Regions from separate parts of the Homo sapiens genome. Here regions 1, 3 and 4 are each linked to region 2. Evidence: chromatin contacts called from ENCODE Hi-C or POLR2A ChIA-PET data. All regions are on one chromosome and are shown on one strand. Each heading gives the region's core, a stretch centred on a gene start or an enhancer-like site at or near the end of the contact. The rest is flanking DNA. Distances are from core to core; before and after follow the strand shown. Region 1 overlaps TBC1D5 (TBC1 domain family member 5). Region 2 has its middle 43 kb from the start of PLCL2. Region 3 has its middle 44 kb from the start of OXNAD1. Region 4 overlaps OXNAD1 (oxidoreductase NAD binding domain containing 1).

Region 1 (2,700 bases), core at 185-2,684, 560 kb after region 2:
TGAATGAGCTACCTAAAATGTTAACTACAATAACTAGAAATACAAAAGATCAAATATTGAAGATGATAACAGCATATCAATAGGCAATCAGATAAACTTTTAAATATGGTCAAAGTTACAATTATAAAAGTCAGTTAAAGAAATTTAATCATTTAATTCAAGAGAGGGAAAACACATTTGAAGAAAAGATGAGACTATTTGGCAATAGCTTATAAATATGTTAATCTGCAAATGATGTTATAGATGCTGCATATATATTTTTAGAATAGACCTTGATAGACCAAATAACATACTTCTTTGGCATCTAATATGGAAATGATATTTTATCGTGAACTCACTATTTCCACCATTTTAAATAATACTGAATTTCTTTTAATGTTACAGCTTTTGAAACATGGCAACATTTGTTCAGAATAGACAATTCAAGTTCTAAATTAGAATGCTGTAAATGGAAATTCCTTGATTTACCTTTTGATTATCAGTTTTTTCAGTAATAAAAATGGGAATAGTAACAACCTCATTAGGTTAAGATAAAGAACAATTAATTGAAATGATTGCAAAACGCTTTGAGGCAAAAAAGGGTGACATAAAGGAATATTAAAATTGGCTGAAGAGGAAGATAATATTTAATACAGTGACGTATCCAGATCAAATAAATTAAATAATGATGGCAGAATCACAGCTCATGAAATCAAATTATCTTGTTTAAACTCATACTAGAAAGTTGATAATATTATTTTTTGAAGTGTGCTTATGTCTGTGAAAATTTAAAGATGTTTGAGATAATTACTAAAATTGAACAACACTGATCATCAGTGATAAGATTCACAATCAATGATCATTTATTAAGCATCAACTTGGTGATAACCAGTGAGACAAAAACAAGACTAGGTCCATGCCTTCAAAGGGTTTACTACTAGGTTTGAAAGGTAAGATCTGGGCTAACACAAGAGCTCTTGTACATACTGCTTCTCTTAATGACACCAATAATCCTGCATTGTAATTTTTTTTTCCTGTTTTCTCTGTAAGCTTCTTAAGGGTCCATATCACATTTATCTTGGCATCTCTAGTGCCTGGTACACTAAGGAGATCAATATAAATGTATTGAATACACTGACAGATGGACCTAAATAAATAAAAGACCAAACAAAATTAAATAATATTAAAAAGTTATTAAGAAAATTCTATAGAACACAGACTAGGCACAAATGATTTCCAATTGCCAAGACTGGAAAATGTTTCATAAACTTGGGTGATGAACTCAGGCCTTGAATGGTTAGCTGTTAGGAATCTAACAGGAAGCAGAGGGAAGCAGCATTCCAGCAGAGGAGAGCATGAAAGATTCCAAAACATTGAAAATGGAAAGCACAAAACCTGTTCATTGAATAATGCCAGAAGCACTTGTCTAAAAGGGAACTGGGTATGTATTAGAGAAACTGAGTAAGTCCATTCTTCTTCAGGGCACAGGGAGTCATAGAAAGTTCTGGATTAGGCAAATAGAGTGATTATAAATCTGCTTTGAGTAGAGTGATTAGGCTGTTAACACATGGAATGGACTGGAAGTGGAAAAACACTAGATCCCAAGAAAACAATTAAACAAGTAAGTGACTGTGGGCAGGAGGTAAAAAGGATCTGAAACAGAGCAGTAAAAACGGAACAGAAACTTATGAATGTGAGAAAACTACACATAATGATCCCCTAATTTGTATTTTGAAACATAAAATACATATCCCCAACCCATCTACCTACTCCTGTCTTTATTACTACATTTTTAGTCTAATAAATCGCTAACATTACCTAACTTGAAATACTCCAATAGACTCCTAGTTGCTTTTCCAGCTTCCATTCTTACATCCACCTTTGCCCCACTGCACAGCAGCCATAATTATCTTTGTAGGTATCATGCCACTGCTCAATGTCCTCCAAAAGCTTCCTATTGCAATCAGAATAAATCTTTACTTTTTACTGTGGTCTACAAGACTGTCCTGGCCTTTGCTCTCCTCTCAGATTTCCTTCTCTAAAGCACTTGCTCTAGCCGAACTGACTTCTTTTTGCTCCTCTAAACACTGAGCTCATTTTCATTGAGAAACTAACCTTGCCCTAGCTACTCCCTCTGTCTACATGTTCTTGCCCTAGTTCTTCAGATGTCTGGCCTTTAAATTTTTTCACATCTCAGCTCAAATGTCATCTTCTCAAAGATGTCTTCTCCAATCACTATTCCTAAAGTAGCCATCCCACTGGCTACTCTCCTTCTAGCTATCTAGTTACTCTGCCTTATTTCTTCAGAAAAATGATCACCCTCTGTAATTATTCTCTTTATCTATACATGCTTACTGTCTCACCACTCTCCCCGACACCACACTAAAATATACAACCTGTGATGGCAGCATCCTATCTGTGTTATTCACCACTCCACTCTGTCCCCCACAGTGCAAAGGGCAATTATGGAACATAGCGATGCTCCATAAATATACATTTTTTCAAAAATTCTTATCACAAAGCTAGAAAACAAGTAACACTTTATAACCTTATCTGGGCTGTACTTCTTTTATATTATTAGGAAATTCCTCATAGACTGAAATGAAAATCATATATTTTAGATCATATAGTACCTTATAAAGATGTAAACTAAATTTATACAAGCTATTCAGCTTTTACAATTAAATAATTTGGTGGACTTAAAATAAGACTAACCGCCTT
Region 2 (2,700 bases), core at 143-2,642:
AAATTTTCTGCCAGTTATTAATACTGAGTGTTATTAACACTGGGAAGTTATTTGTCAATATATAACAAAAAGCCTTTAAAATGTTTATATCTTTCAACCGAGTCATCTATTTTAAAGAAATAATAATTTTGTAAAGGAAACAAAAAGTTATACTCAAAGATATCCTTGCAGTGCTACAATTTTTAATGGGGAGAATTGGAAACAAGCTCAGAACAATAAAAGGGTGGGTGGTTAAATATGCTACTTAGAATGAAATATGCTGGCATTAAAATGAGATTTTAGTAATAATCTATGGTCATAGCTACCATTTATGAAGAGTTTACTATATGCCAGGCCCCAAGCTAAGCACTTTGAAAATATATTATTTTATTTAAATCTTATTACAACAGATTAGTAACCTCCCAACTTCCAACAATTTTATCACCTCATTTAAACTCATTTGACAAATTAGAAAATGGGGGAAAAAAGTGTTAACATGAGCAAATTCTCTTGATATTCCTTTAAGCAAAAAAAAAAAAAAAAAGGAAGTATACAAAGTTGTATGCACAGTAGTCCCCTCTTATCTGCTTATCTGCATGGGATGCCTTCCAAGACCCCCCACCAGATGCCTGAAACCTCAAATAGTACTGAATCCTATATATTCTCTGTTTTTTCAAACTGATAACCAAAACAACTACTATGTGGTATACATCGTGGGTATTCTGGACAAAAGGATATTTCACATTTCAGGAGGACCTAGTGGGACAGCGTGGGAGTTCATCAAGCACCTTAGAATATTGCACGATTTTAAACTTATGAATTGTTTATTTCTGGAATTTTTCATTTACTATTTTCAGACTGCAGTTGACTGCAAATAACTAAAACGTTGGAAAGTGAAAGTGCAGGTGAGAAGGGACTGCCGTAGTTTCAGCTCAACTATAGAAGTACAATAAACCCACTCATAATCTTGTAAGTAGGAATAAAACTCCAAACTGCATAAAGTGCAGGTTTGTATTATTACCAAGTTCCTGAAGTATCAGTGGGGGCTGGAAGGTGGAGGACAGCTCCATCGCTAGTCATTCACATGCATTATTCTGGATACATGAAGTTTAGTGAGAAATTTACCGAGATGTTGAGTGATTTTTCTCTGTATTGTAGCATTATGGGTAATTTATGCTTTTCTGGCTTTTCCACATTTTCTACAATTAGCATGTAGACGTATTGCATTAAAAATGCTTTGAAAAGTTTAGAAAACTTAAAGCAATTTGTTTTACTAATTTTTTAAAATAAGAGGGCAATGACATCTCTATTCTTTACAGTCCTTTTAGATCTGACAGCTCAGTAATTTAGACAGGAGAGAGAAAAGACAAAGCCCAGTGGTCAGAGGGAAATGGGAGGTGTGTCCCCTCCCAGCTACAGTGAGGGGGCCACGTGACGCCTGTGGCAGCATCTGTGGTCACATATGTTACAAGTGAAAAAAATATCACAATGAGGTTGGTAAAGCCTTGGGCATTACCCAACCTCATGTAGCTACCAAAATGTTTATTAAAAAACTATTTACAAAAGAAAGAAAGACACTATTAAGGGGTAAAACCAGTTTTCTGTATTATCTAAGAATAGAGATGCTCCCCCAAGTTAGCATGAGAGGCTAATTAGGGAACAGCGCTCTTTGACAAGAAACAAGAAGCAGGCTGGTCTCCTTCTGCTGTTTGCAGGATCTTTGAAAACTGAACTGAAGTTAACTTTGAGGCCGGCCCAGCATTTGTTAAATCTGAGCTTCTGAAGCTGCCGCAGCTGCAAGGTGTGCTCCCAGCTCCTGCAGCAACCCAAGTAACCGGGGGAAGTGCCGGAGGTGGTGAGCAGAAGTAGGGAGAGGGGCGATCCCCCTGCAGGATGGGATGCCAGGCCCAGGGTTGGGCCTTACAGGAAGTGCCCAGCTTTTGTTGAGGTGGCTGTGCCAAGCAGCAGAGGGCCCGCCCTTGTTTGTTGGGGTTTTCCTACTGGGTTCCGTGATGAGGTGGCTTAAAAGCAGAAGACTCAGAGAACCCTAAACGCTGGCTCAGGCCTGAAGGCTGAAGTTAGGTGCATTTAGAGAAATCGTTCATGTATGCAGGGGGCAGCTGGAGCAGCTGAGAGAGAGAAATGTCAAGTATTAGGTTCCAGATGGGCTCCTAGCAACATAATGCTAATTTTCCAGAGTGCTTTCACCTTTCTTCAGAGCCACTCATTCGTTCCTTCAACTGATGTTTACTCAGTATTGTTATAGGCACTGGAGAAGCCAAGATAAATAAGACACCTTTGCTGCCCATCCAGGTAGGAGACAGAGAACCAACAAACACATTTCAGTGTGGTGAGTGCTGTGGTGGGCCCAAGACCAGGGCACTGTGGGCACTCCCTGGAGAAGAACCTCACCGAAGCCAGGGGTTCAAGGAAGTGATAATATCTGAGCTATGTCTTACTTTGGTGCGTCTCCGATTGTAACGGATGCAAAAAGCACTTGGGGATCGTGTTAAAATGCAGGTTCTGATTCAGCAGGGTTGGGTGGAGCCTGAGATTTTGCGTTTTTAACAAGCTCCCAAGTAATGCCAATGCTGCTGGTCCAAGGTCCACATTTCAAGTAGCAAAGTCCTAAATGATGTCTAAGAAGGAGTCAGCCAGGTGGAGAAGTGGGAAAGGATATTCCTAAGAGAAGGCACATTCCACGCACTCCACTTAGGGAGC
Region 3 (2,781 bases), core at 282-2,781, 530 kb before region 2:
TGAGAACATTTCGACAAAATTGAAAGTGGAAATGCTCTGGGGCAACATATTTTTTTGCACCTATCACTGTTTGAAAGAGAAGCTATAGCAAATGGATGACTGGGTGAGTCACTGGAATGATGGATCTTAGGGGCCCAGGGGTAGCAGAGTGGGAAAGGCTGCACCCATGCTCTGGAGGGTAGGAGGATTGTTATATGGGACTCACAGCACAAACACGTGTGGATGCAGTGATTGTCAAATGATCCAAGGGCATGTCTTGTTGCTCCTATTTTTTTTTTCCTGTCTGAATGGAAAACAGCAATTTCCTCCATTCCTGGTTATTGCAGATGATCTGATAATTTAACCTGAGAGCCGTTATTTCATCTTATTTTATTTTAAAACTCAAAAGAAGTATACTGTTCTCATCTTAAACAGTGAGATGTCTGGTCTTTAATATTACTCTTTCTTAACATACAATAAGCTAGCAGTGTGGTGATGACATGTAGATACCTCCTAATGTGCCATAAAATCAAGGCATGCATTTTAAAATGTTTCGTGCCCAGAAATCCAAACTTTTATAGTTGTTGAGCAGCCATCTTCATATGGTCTGTTCTGAATTCTTAAAACCTGCAGGAGCTCATCAGCCTAACCTGGCCCCTTCCAGCTCATCCCCATGTCCTATTTTGCTATATTTGAGCATAACAAGATTTTATCTCTTCCTTTTTAAAAATTAATTACCTAATAAATATGACCAAAAATTGTTAAATAATTTTTTAATTACCTAATAAATGTGACCACAAATATTAAATAAAATTATATAGATTAAAATGCTGACGTTCTCTTCTCCCCCATCCTATTCCCTTGCCTAGAAGGAACTTCTGTATAAAAAACTTGCTGGGTATCCTTTTAGAAATTTTATGGTATATTAATCTTGTATACATATACAACTGTGGGTACCTATACAACTATGTCTCTCTTTCTTTTAATACACTTCAAATTCTTGCTATATACCATAATATACTTAACCATATCTCCATGATGGACATTTAAATTGTTTGGAGTTTTTGGCTATTACAAGCAATATTGCAGTAAACCTGTTTGTATAATTTTTCTGCACATACTCCTGTAGAATTACTAGAAGTGCCATTTCTGAATAAAAAATTGACTAGTATTACCAAGTTACCCTATAAAATGCCTAATCAGTTTATATTCTAACAGGGTATGAAAGTGCCCATTTCTAGCCAACATTAGATACCCTCAGTCTCATACTTAAGTATTTTTTTTCCCCTAATCAGTTAGATGAAAGGTGATTTTTTTAACTAACAATTTTCTGATTGAATTTTCTGATTGTTCCGTAGGCCTGTCTGTCTTTTCCCCTAATCAGTTAGATGAAAGGTGATTTTTTTAACTAACAATTTTCTGATTGAATTTTCTGATTGTTCCGTAGGCCTGTCTGTCTTAGAGACTATAGAAGCCCAGAGAGAAGAAACAAAAAATGAGGCAGATTGGTTGGCTGTGTGGGATGGTGGGAGGAACATGACACCAGGCTTCAAGAGACCTAAATCATGCCCATTCTACAACTTGTTTCCTGTGTGACTCATTCCACCTCTCTCTGAAACCTGCTTTCCTTATCTGTCGCTGTGGGTAGGACTATGCAATTTAAAATTGCTTTCAGCTTTACCTTTCTATAATTTCATGATAGAAAAATGGGCCTTAGAGATCAAGGTTGACTGTACTGAGAGATGTCTAAGGAGTATCTTAACTCTCTTCAAATATTTGATTGATTCTTGGGATGACTATTGTTTGTATCTCTGGGGTTGACAGAATAAGAAGACATTGTCTTGGACTGAAGCAAGGGAAAAGTTTGGTTTGATACAGGGGACTTTTGGACTATACTGCTGATTAAATTCTGGAGTCAGGGCTCAAGAGAAATAGTGGAATTACCGTTAGTAAGAAATAAAACTGACATTTGCCCATTGGGGCTTAAGGTGTACTTGACTGAGACAGGGACTGGATTGATAGTTCCCCAGGTTCATAAAAAGGAAGTGTTTTAGACAGTTATTAACTTACGCATTTTGTGGACCTAGAAACTGGTAAGTTTGCTAGTTGTTCTTTCTTCTAAGTTGATTCTCTTGTTTTTTTTTCATTGAACAATCAACAAGATAGGAGGTACCCAGGACTGAAGGTTCATGAAATCAGAGGTCCATTATAGGAAGCATTTTAATGCTCACCCTAATAAGTGAAATATATTTCTTACTATCTTTAAGCCTTTATATTATTTAGAGGCCACAGAAAAATCCAAATCCAAACTGAACTTAATGACTAGTGAGCAACACATTTAAATACACAAGTTTTACCACATTAAAGGATGAAAAGCCAGTCAGCAACATGGGATCATGTTTTAAAACTGTCTCTGGATGAATGAATATCTCTACTCTTTCTTCAAGACCCAGTCCCTACAGTTGACAACCAGGGTGGTTCTCCACCAATTCCTGGCTCAGGGCTTTGCTGGAATTGCCAACATTACCATTAGAAATCATTTGGGGCTGGGCGCGGTGACTCACGCCTGTAATCTCAGCACTTTGGGAGGCCAAGGTGGGCAAATCACCTGAGGTCGGGAGTTCAAGACCAGCCTGACCAACATGGAGAAACACTGTCTTTACTAATAATGTAAAAATTAGCCGGGCGTGGTGGTGCATGCCTGTAATCCCAGCTACTCGGCAGGCTGAGGCAAGAGAATTGCTTGAACCTGGGAGGTGGAGGTTGTGGTGAGCCGAAATTGTGCCATTGCACTCCAGCCTG
Region 4 (2,776 bases), core at 194-2,693, 560 kb before region 2:
ATTTTGTTGCTGAATTGCTTTGAATTGCAAATGGCATTAGATGTAATCTTTGATGAAACAGGAATGTACTAAAGGGAGGAAAATTGAACATGAAGGAAAGGGCTGGTGGTTGCTGATGGAGCAGTGTTTCTGAGAGAGTAGGCAGGACTAGGACCAAGAGTGCAGGTAGAGGGTCAGTAATGGAAAATTACCCCAGTTGATTTTTAGGAGAGGAGCAAGAGAGGGTTGACAAAAATATGGAGAAAGAAAGGTTAGGTATTTTGCAGGAGGGAGAGAAAGGTAGATAATACTAGAAGATACTTTGAGGTGGTGAGAGAGACCACCATCCATCATGAGAATTATCCAGTGGATTTTTGAAAATGGTCTCCACTAATAGTTTGATGAGATTTAGTAGTCCTATTGGAGTAGAGGGCCTGCATGAGCTAGCATTAGGATGGGACGTTCATTGACCTTGACAGATTTCCAAAGCACCCTTTGGTGGAGCTGTGAAGGTCACACTTTCCAAGGAGAGGGCTATATTTTGGTTAGTTGCTGATTTGCTGCCACAAGTAAAGATGAACAGACATAGAAGGTTGAGGAAGGAAAGAGTCATGTTGTCTTTTTTCTTTGCTTGTGAAGATGTCCCAGGCTTACAGGACAAAGAAACACAAAGCAGATGAAAGAATAAAGGAAATAGATACCTTTTGAATTTGAGGGGTGTTGAGCCATGAATGGCACATACCTGCATAGCTCCCGAGTCAAACCTATTCAAGGCTTTCCAGAAATCAGATACATCATGTAAAAATAGTGCTTCTCAAATTATCTGTAGGGAAGGGCTCTTTTTATTGTTAAGATTGTGATCTGTTTCCATTTTATAAAATATCGTGTGATAAAAAATGAATTTGAAAATTAATTAAAAACAAAGACATGAAGAATGCAAACCCATTTTGTTTTCTGTTACTAGACTCAATAGGCACAAGATTGTTCTGTGAAATTGTTAAAAGTTTCTAAGTGCCTGCTTTTGATTTCTGAAATTAGCTCTTTGTGGGCTCCTTACACCCCCAGAAGCAAGAGTGGGCCTCACTTTGCCCAGTGCTGATGGAGAATTTAACGGCAGCTCCTTGATAAGACCCTGGCTTGTTTACAGAGTTCCAATTCCCTGAGCTCTTCCCAGAGTGCCTAGCCCAGTGCACAGCACATTGTGGATACTCATCAGATAAATGCCGGTTAAAAGATCCCTTGAATAGATGATTTTTGAATGTAGGATAAAATTAAATTAGTATGATAGCAAGTCTCTCAAAAAAAAGTTAATTAAAATGTATTCACATGGTGGTAGGCTGAACTAAAGCAAAGTGTGTTTTACCTTGTTTGGCAATTTTCAAAAACCACATCTTTGTAGGTTTCAAAAACCTTAGTTCTCAGGATGCCACCATTTGTCCCTTGTGCTGTGTACGCACTAACCTCAGCCACAGTTCATCTTTTGGTTTTAGATTGTGTCAGCAGCTAAGGTGTGTGGAGCTGCCAGTGAGTCACCGTCAGTGAAGAGCCTCCGCTTGCTTGTTGCTGATCAAGACTTTTCCTTTAAAGCTGGCCAGTGGTAAGTGACTTTTCTGTGTTCCATGTATGTATGTTCAAGAAGGTGCCATCAGATAGAAGGTATTATTTTTTCTCCTGGAAAAGGCTAGCCATTCCCTTGAGGAAGAGGAATTCTAAATCATATCTGCTCAGGGTGAGCCTTTGTTGGCACAGAGGATCTGATTCCTTTTCTGGCCTCAGAGCCCACTTGGGTTTTGAGCCCGTGGCTCCCTCAGTCGTATATGAAAATTGCTGTCTTGTGTTTTCCACATTCAAACAAAGCTAGTTCTGGCCCATGGAACTGACAGCTCTGATAATTAGACTCTTCAGGAATGGTTGCTAACAGAATGCACTTCAGTAATCTAATCTCCTTGAGTTACGTGTTGCAGGAGATTCATAGGTTTTTTAAAAGTAGTCTTCTTCGTGTCCAATGCAGAGTAAACAAAGTATCCTGAAGAGAAGAGGAACTAGTGATGTCATCACAGGGCTCACTACCCTCTTGACTGAATTTGTCTATCATATGTACCTTATTTGGGTTGAATTTAAATACTTTGCCTAATTTGTTATCAGGATTCCCCAGTCAGGCCCAGCTCCCCAGAACCCCCACACAAATCATAAGTCTGTCCCATTTGACTCGGGACTGATCAGCATGCTGACTGGGTAACATTTCCTCCGAATGGGGCCTCCCTGAGCTTCAATTCAAGTTCAATTGTAAGGAAAGCAACTTGAATTTCCCTAGGAAAGGTGTGTTTGGGTGTGTGTGTCCTTTATTTTAATAAAGCATTCATTTCTAAATGGATTTCTGGCATGTCAGTCTTGATAGTGTTTCTTAGGAGTCACTTGACTAATTTTGGCAGTCCATCTGGAAATGTGGTTTTGTTAGAAGGAGGATGTGTGATAATAGCAAGTGTGATAATAGCAAGAGTTAGCAGTCTTGTGTGTTAATAGTTTGCCTTTGAATTTAGAACTAGAAAACAAGATGCTGATTGCAATAATTTGGGTTTGTGAAGCAATTTACTGCAATCTTTGCACATGTTCGATGATACACATTAAATGCATTTTGCCTGTTTTAGGGGGCGGGCAACATATTTACCCTTCAAAAATGGTTTAGCAGTCATTATATTGAAAAGTGGAAACTTTAATTGTAATGATCTGTTTTCCATATTTCCTTTCTGTGGAAATGTTTGTGTCCTGTGCAAAGCACTGTCTCCGTGCCTTCAAC

What was found. Hi-C counts contacts between places; a loop is a spot of excess contacts on that map. ChIA-PET counts read pairs that join two places held with the same protein, here RNA polymerase II (POLR2A). Pooled maps may share reads with other maps.
Region 1: a loop to region 2 is called in a map with no recorded cell type, with 4 times the contacts of the local background. The contact joins two enhancer-like sites. A Hi-C loop is called at or near these places in 4 of 37 single-sample maps with no recorded cell type and 5 of 50 pooled maps.
Region 3: a loop to region 2 is called in a map of CD4-positive, alpha-beta memory T cell, with 2.9 times the contacts of the local background. The contact joins two enhancer-like sites. A Hi-C loop is called at or near these places in 3 of 168 maps with a recorded cell type or tissue (CD4-positive, alpha-beta memory T cell and naive thymus-derived CD4-positive, alpha-beta T cell), 1 of 37 single-sample maps with no recorded cell type and 9 of 50 pooled maps. POLR2A ChIA-PET finds 5 or more read pairs at or near these places in 6 of 52 experiments (CD4-positive, alpha-beta T cell, CD4-positive, alpha-beta memory T cell, activated CD4-positive, alpha-beta memory T cell and 3 more).
Region 4: a map of natural killer cell shows a loop between it and region 2 (2.7-fold over the local background). The contact joins two enhancer-like sites. A Hi-C loop is called at or near these places in 2 of 168 maps with a recorded cell type or tissue (CD4-positive, alpha-beta T cell and natural killer cell), 1 of 37 single-sample maps with no recorded cell type and 10 of 50 pooled maps. POLR2A ChIA-PET finds 5 or more read pairs at or near these places in 1 of 52 experiments (T-cell).

What each region holds. Positions count from the first base shown.
Region 1 is chr3:17,397,742-17,400,441 of GRCh38, forward strand. All of the region lies in intron 8 of TBC1D5 (TBC1 domain family member 5), which reads right to left. Among named protein-coding and RNA genes, the nearest start is that of TBC1D5, 340 kb to the right of the region's middle. Within about 2 kb of position 1,435, at least 3 of the 41 ENCODE cell types and tissues checked have a DNase peak (open chromatin) inside an H3K27ac peak, as active enhancers do.
Region 2 is chr3:16,840,624-16,843,323 of GRCh38, forward strand. No RefSeq gene overlaps it. Among named protein-coding and RNA genes, the nearest start is that of PLCL2, 43 kb to the right of the region's middle. RefSeq lists an enhancer at 1,693-1,942. Within about 2 kb of position 1,393, at least 22 of the 41 ENCODE cell types and tissues checked have a DNase peak (open chromatin) inside an H3K27ac peak, as active enhancers do; they include CD4-positive, alpha-beta T cell and natural killer cell, where a contact is called at or near this core.
Region 3 is chr3:16,308,185-16,310,965 of GRCh38, forward strand. It overlaps a transcript of OXNAD1 not described here. Among named protein-coding and RNA genes, the nearest start is that of OXNAD1, 44 kb to the left of the region's middle. Within about 2 kb of position 1,532, at least 4 of the 41 ENCODE cell types and tissues checked have a DNase peak (open chromatin) inside an H3K27ac peak, as active enhancers do; they include CD4-positive, alpha-beta T cell, where a contact is called at or near this core.
Region 4 is chr3:16,284,873-16,287,648 of GRCh38, forward strand. It overlaps OXNAD1 (oxidoreductase NAD binding domain containing 1), which reads left to right. Exons shown (of 9, transcript NM_138381.5): 5 at 1,470-1,576. Among named protein-coding and RNA genes, the nearest start is that of OXNAD1, 21 kb to the left of the region's middle. RefSeq lists a silencer at 1,389-1,528. Within about 2 kb of position 1,444, at least 5 of the 41 ENCODE cell types and tissues checked have a DNase peak (open chromatin) inside an H3K27ac peak, as active enhancers do; they include CD4-positive, alpha-beta T cell and natural killer cell, where a contact is called at or near this core.